Regions from separate parts of the Mus musculus genome. Here region 2 is linked to region 1. The links are chromatin loops, found by intact Hi-C in ENCODE. Cell type or tissue: heart. All regions are shown on one strand. Each heading gives the region's core, and the rest is flanking DNA. Links, peaks and the distances in the headings are about the cores only. Region 1 overlaps Tshz2 (teashirt zinc finger family member 2). Region 2 holds the start of Tshz2 (teashirt zinc finger family member 2).

Region 1 (2,905 bases), core at 224-2,723:
CACGTACTCAGACACATACACACACACACAGACACAGATACAGACATACACACACAGAAGACACATACATAGACACACACACACACACACACACATGCACAGATACACATACTCAGATACATACACACACACACACAGACACAGATACAGATATACACACACAGAAGACACATACATAGACACACACACACACAGCTACACATAGTTAGACACATACACACACACATAGAAACACACACAGATACACATACTCAGACACACACATACACACACACATACCCACCCATCCACCTATACACACACACACACACACACACACACACACACACACACACACACTGGCTTGAGAGCTACACAAAGCACGAGCCCTATGCACATCTCAGAGGCCCTGAACCTATAGACACAGTATCTAGAAAGCACAGTATATACAGAACAAAAGGCCGCTCTGCATCATGAGAGGACCTGAAGGGAGCCATCCTCACAGGGCCGCGTGCACATGAGCCTTTTCCCTCTTTATTTTCCCATAAAGGGAAGGAACGGTATCTCCCTGATCCTGAGGGAAGATGGTGGTCTGCTGGAGACAACCAGCATTCAAGCCTGCCTCCTTTTCAGTGTGAATTTATACTGTAACTTCCTTCAGCCTCAGACTTTAAAGTTTATTACTGCAATGGCAGCAACTGCTACTACCACTGTTGGCCTGCAGGGGTAAGGAGGAAGACAGTACTAATCCCACAAGATTCTGTGAGCCTTACCTGAGGGACATGAATCAGAGCTTCCTGTACAAGTGAGCAGGGGGCCTGTGGCCCGAGAAGTGTGCTGTGGCATGGCAGAGCTGAAAGCCACCGCTTCCCATCCAAGCAGTGTTGGGGGCCAACCACTGTCCCCACTCCTGATACAACCCTGGCTCTGCACACTTGGTCTTGTTTTCCTGCCATTAAACTTTCAGGCCCCAGGACCTGGGAACTCTAAAGCCAGATGGGGGCGTCCATTTGGGTATTATTATGGGCAATGCTGCTCCCTTCCTATTCTCTAACCCTCAGTGGCCGTATGTAGCCTCAGTAACCTAGTCTTTAAAATGGGAACAATGTCTCCCCTGGCTAGAGTCAGAGAATGGTTTGGGTGAGAGATAGGTTTGGCTCCCAGCGTGCCAGCCAGCAGTGCATCCAGCCAGCAGAGGGTGCTCACGCGAAAGGCTGCAGGTGGCTGACTGCCACTCAGTGTAGGCAGGTGGTCCAGGCAGGTGTCCCTCCCCCATTCTGCCTCTCCTGAAGGAGGAAACAGTCGCACAAGGTGGACACGAGGACACTCATCTACCATTACACCTGCACATTGCCAGCTATGGGATTTTCTGGAATACTTTCTAATACCGCAGCCTGACCATCAGAGGCTAAAAATACCAAACAGGTCTGCTCTGGACCAGCAAGAAATGGCTTCTTTGGAACTGGAGCCTGACTGACTGCTGCTGTGATCTCTGCCACAGCCCTGCAGAGAGTCTCGTGGACAAAGCCAGCTTCCCGAATGGGAACCCAGTTGTGCTTTCTGACCACTCAGTCCCAGGAAGATGCAGACAAATTGGAGCAAGCTCAAAGCAGAGCCACCCAAATGATGGTGTGGAGACAAGATTGATGGGTAGACAATGATTGAAGCAGTCTCGAGCATCTGAGCTGTCTTCTTCAGGTGACAAAGCCGAGAGTGACATATCGTGGGGCTCCTCGCCCCTGTGAGAGACTGAACACCCGACAGAAGAGGAGAGAGAGGAAGAGAAAAGGGAGGAGGAGGGTAAGGGAGATGAAGGAGAAGAGGAGGGGGAAGAGAGATGAGGAGGAAGAAGAGGGGGAGACGGGAGATCGGTGCAGCGTTATTTGAGATGAGTAGGCTGGGTCACACCTATGCTTGCAAGGCATGGATCATTCTGATTTCTCTCTGGCCTGGATTGAATTTTCTAGCCTATCACACACACCCGAAGTCCTTGTTATTCAAAGATATCACATGCTAAAGGCTTCACTGCTGGCCTCTAGTGCTTTTGGGAGCTGGTGGTATCTTAGAAGTAGGGCTTACTAGAAGAAAGTTAAGTCACACGGGTATGCCAATGATGGGAATATTGGTACCGTGTCCTCTTCCTGTCTCTGGCTTTGCTTCCTGGCCATCACGACGTGAGCAGCTTTACCACAACATATGCTCCCGATGTGACTTACCACTTCCCTGTGGGCCCAAAGGCAACAGGGCCAAGGGGCAGCGGGCTCAAACCTCTGAAACCATCAGTCACCAAGGCAAATGTTTCTTCCTTTTATCTGATTATCCCAGGTGCTCTGCCGTAGCAGCAGAATGCCAACTGCCACCGCCACTTGCTGTGTCTGACTTTATATCATCATGCTTCACTGTGTCTTCTTGAAGAAAGCACAGGCTAAGACCCCAGATTAGCCATACACAGGGCTTCCCTAGCCTGTACTAGGTTCTATCCAGTATGATGCTCTACCTTTAAGAAGCAGTCAGAAATATCTGTTGAATTAAATCATCCTGTCATGCAAGGTAAACGAAAGCTATTCTGAAGCCAGGCTGGACATGCTGCCAGAGGTCAACCCGCCTTGTGAAGTCAGGGTAACACGGTGGTATCTTTTGCCTTTTTATTTTTCAGGTGCCCTTTCGGTCTGACATGAGACTTGCCATCACAACCACTGAGGTTGGATTGTCAGTGTTCACTTGCATGAAATTCCAGGAAAAAGTCCAATTATTTTGTTGATTAAATTCTTAATGGTATCCCAAACACAAGCTGTTCCTATAGGAAACGCATCTTCATTGAATTATCCGTGTGTGGGATGTGTGTGTGTGTAGAGTATGTACATGGAACAGGGTGGGGCAGTGAGCGGGGTGCAGGCTTCGCTGGTGCTACAGAGCTCAATTTTCC
Region 2 (2,905 bases), core at 278-2,777, 220 kb after region 1:
TTCTTTTTTTGGTTTTGCTTTTTGCTGTTTTTTTGGTGACTGGTGAGACACTTGATTTCTTTATTAAACATCCAAGACGGGGTTCAGATGGCAGGGATGAGGGGCGCACACGCGCCACGCGCACACTCGCGCTTAAAGATAAGGGGGGAAACAATCCCGGGAAGACAGTGGATTTCTTCTTTTTCTTCTTCCTTCTCTTTCCCTCCTCCTCTTCTTCCTCCTCTTCCTCCACCTCCTCTTCCTTTACCACCTCCTCCTTCTCCTCCTTCTCCTTCTCCTCCTTCTCCTCCTCCTCCTCCTCCTCTTCCTCCTCCTCTTCCTCTTCTTCCTCCTCCTCCTCTTCCCTGATCTTGATGGCGGATTCGCGCTGGGGAGAGATCACTCACTGTAGGTTTGTTGTTGCTGTCAGATCCCCGTCTGTGAGTGATATGCGAGAGGACAGGAGCGGGTTTGGGAAAGACAGAAAATCTGGAATTCACTCACACACACACACACACACACACACACACACACACACACACACACACACACACCACACATACGCACACGCACGCTCGCTCTCACACACAAGCACTCTCGCTTACACACACACACACACACACACACACACTTACACTCACACTCCCCACATATGCTCTCTCTTACACACACACACACACACACACACACACACACACACACACACACACACACTCACACACACACAAGACAGGGCGAGGCGATGCCAGCAAACATCGATCCCGGCTGAACAAACTGAACATTAACAAACTCCTCCTCTTCTCCCTGCGACCTGATGACAGGGAGAAATTTACTCCCCAGCCGCAGAGCGCCAGGCAGAGGGAGTCTATTAAAGGGACAGTGTCCCGCCTGGGAGAGGAGCTGGAGAAAGAGGACCCAGCCGGCTTGGCTGCAGCCCTGGAGGCACCCACCTCCTCCTCACTGGGGCAGTGGAGTGTCCGCCTGTCTAGATGCCCCTCCAAGAGGAAGAAAAGGGGGAGTGGGAAGGAAGGGGGCGGGGCTCTGGCAGAGTTGGAGACAGTTAGAGTTGGAGATTAGAAGGGGACAATCTAGGTTTGCTTGGGAGACAGATTAGGGGGATGGGACTATATCCAGTCTCAACCTGTTCTCCAGCAAATAACCTCCTCTCACTATGTAAGTTCACATTGCTTTAACTTCCACCTTCTTGGAGTATTGGGATTTTTTTTTAAACTTCTGCTTCCTGGGCAGACTAATTACATAACCTTCATTGTGTTTCCTTCCAATGCTGATATTTATTGAGCACCTATGGTGCACCTGTTATACAGTCACCACAGTGACAGAGAGTGGGGAAGTCCAGATTGTGGCTGTTATCAAGGGTGAGAGGAACAACATCTGAAACAACTTGCCCCCTGGTGGTGTTCAGTCACTTCCCAGAGGTCTACCTTGCTGAAAATTTGATGTCCACCTTTCTCTATTTGCTTTCTCCGCTGGGCTCATCAAGGAAGGTGGATGCTGTGCACAGCTCGCTCTTTGGGTAATTGCCTCAGATCTCACTAGAGTATAAGTTCTTAGGGAGTTGTGCCCTCGTTTATCGTATTCTATCTCCCAATGGTGCCAAACAGAAAACATAGAGCTCCACCCCCAATAGTGCAATAAATGAAGAGGAAGCAGGGCATGCTGGGAGTACAACTTCAGAGTGGCCCGGATTGGTTAAAACTGAGTGTTGTTTTGGGGCTGAAAGAGGAGTCCATTCTGGAGAGTCTATTGTAGCTGAACCCGGTCTCCCTGGGTACCACTGCACACGGGGAGGTAGGTACCTTTCAGCACGTGTGAACAGGATGACCCTGTCCTGAAGACGCTTTCCTTCCTTCCAGTTGGGTAGAAAGTCAATGACAAGTGGGAAGGCAGCGGAAGGAGGTAGAGCTAGGAGCCTAATGAACCTGATACTGGGCATTGAACTCAGGGCACCGTACATACTGGGCAGGCAAGACATCATACATGCTGGACAGGCAAGGCACAATGCATGCTGGGTAGGCAAGGCATAATGCATGCTGGGTAGGCAAGGCATCATACATGCTGGGTAGGCAAGGCATCATACATGCTGGGCAGGCAGTCTATCACTAAACTATGTTTCTGATCCTCTTCATTTTTTTCTTAAATGTTGAGACAGAGGTCTTGCTAAGTTATTCAGGCTGACCTTGAACTCATTCTTAGATAGGTCTTCAAACTTGGGATCTTCTGGTCTCAGGCTCCTGAGTAGCTGGGCTGATAGGCCTGAGACACAGACTGTCATGAATCTGGAGTATGAAGAAGGAAGGATGTTTACCAAGTGGGGCTGCCTGGGGCAAGTCACAGATAGGTTCTAACCTTGGAGAAGGAGGAAGTTGGGTGACAAGGAGACTCTTGCGAGGGTGGCCCTTGGTGTAACAGTAGAAGCTCCTGGTTCGTAGCCCTCCAAGCCCACAGAGGCCTTTTTGAGGGTGTGCTCACCTTGGTGCTCTGAAGCAGGTTTTGCATCCTTAGATCTGTTTACAGTTTGGGCCACACACTGCTTACTGGAGATGAGTGTGGTCCAGTACAATGCAAGGTGCTTGCTTGGCAGCATCCAGGCATCTAGACACCAGGCCCCTCCCTCTGCTCTGATGACAGAACGTTTCACAGACATTGCCCAGTCTCCTCTAGAGCCCAGATTTTCCCTGCTTGGAGACGGATCACCTCGGATTTTCTAGACAGGAACCTTGCTGCATATGGGCCTTGTTCTGGAGTTGATACATTGAGCACTTGGACTCCAGTATCTCATGCAAACCACTTGCTCCTTACAGTCTGAGATCTTCTGCCCAGAGACCACCTTCTTCTTCTTCTTCTTCTTCTTCTTCTTCTTCTTCTTCTTCTTCTTCTTCTTCTTCTTCTTCTTCTTCTTCTTCTT

The links. Peaks named below come from ENCODE experiments on the same cell type or tissue, not always from the same donor. Only the 100,000 strongest peaks of a DNase experiment are listed, where the experiment ranks them.
Region 2: it touches region 1 in a loop (2.5-fold over the local background); 5 of 42 quality-filtered maps call a loop at or near these places.

Annotation. Positions count from the first base shown.
Region 1 is chr2:169,847,564-169,850,468 of GRCm38, reverse strand. All of the region lies in intron 1 of Tshz2 (teashirt zinc finger family member 2), which reads right to left. Among named protein-coding and RNA genes, the nearest start is that of AY702102, 110 kb to the left of the region's middle. In heart, for the core only: a CTCF peak has its summit at 1,174 (motif pointing right); no DNase peak of the experiment used is centred there; H3K27me3 peaks cover 404 bases.
Region 2 is chr2:169,630,558-169,633,462 of GRCm38, reverse strand. It overlaps Tshz2 (teashirt zinc finger family member 2), which reads right to left and starts at 954. Exons shown (of 2, transcript NM_080455.3): 1 at 1-954. In heart, for the core only: a CTCF peak has its summit at 1,399 (motif pointing left); DNase peaks (open chromatin) are centred at 422 and 882; H3K4me3 peaks cover 941 bases; H3K27ac peaks cover 1,162 bases.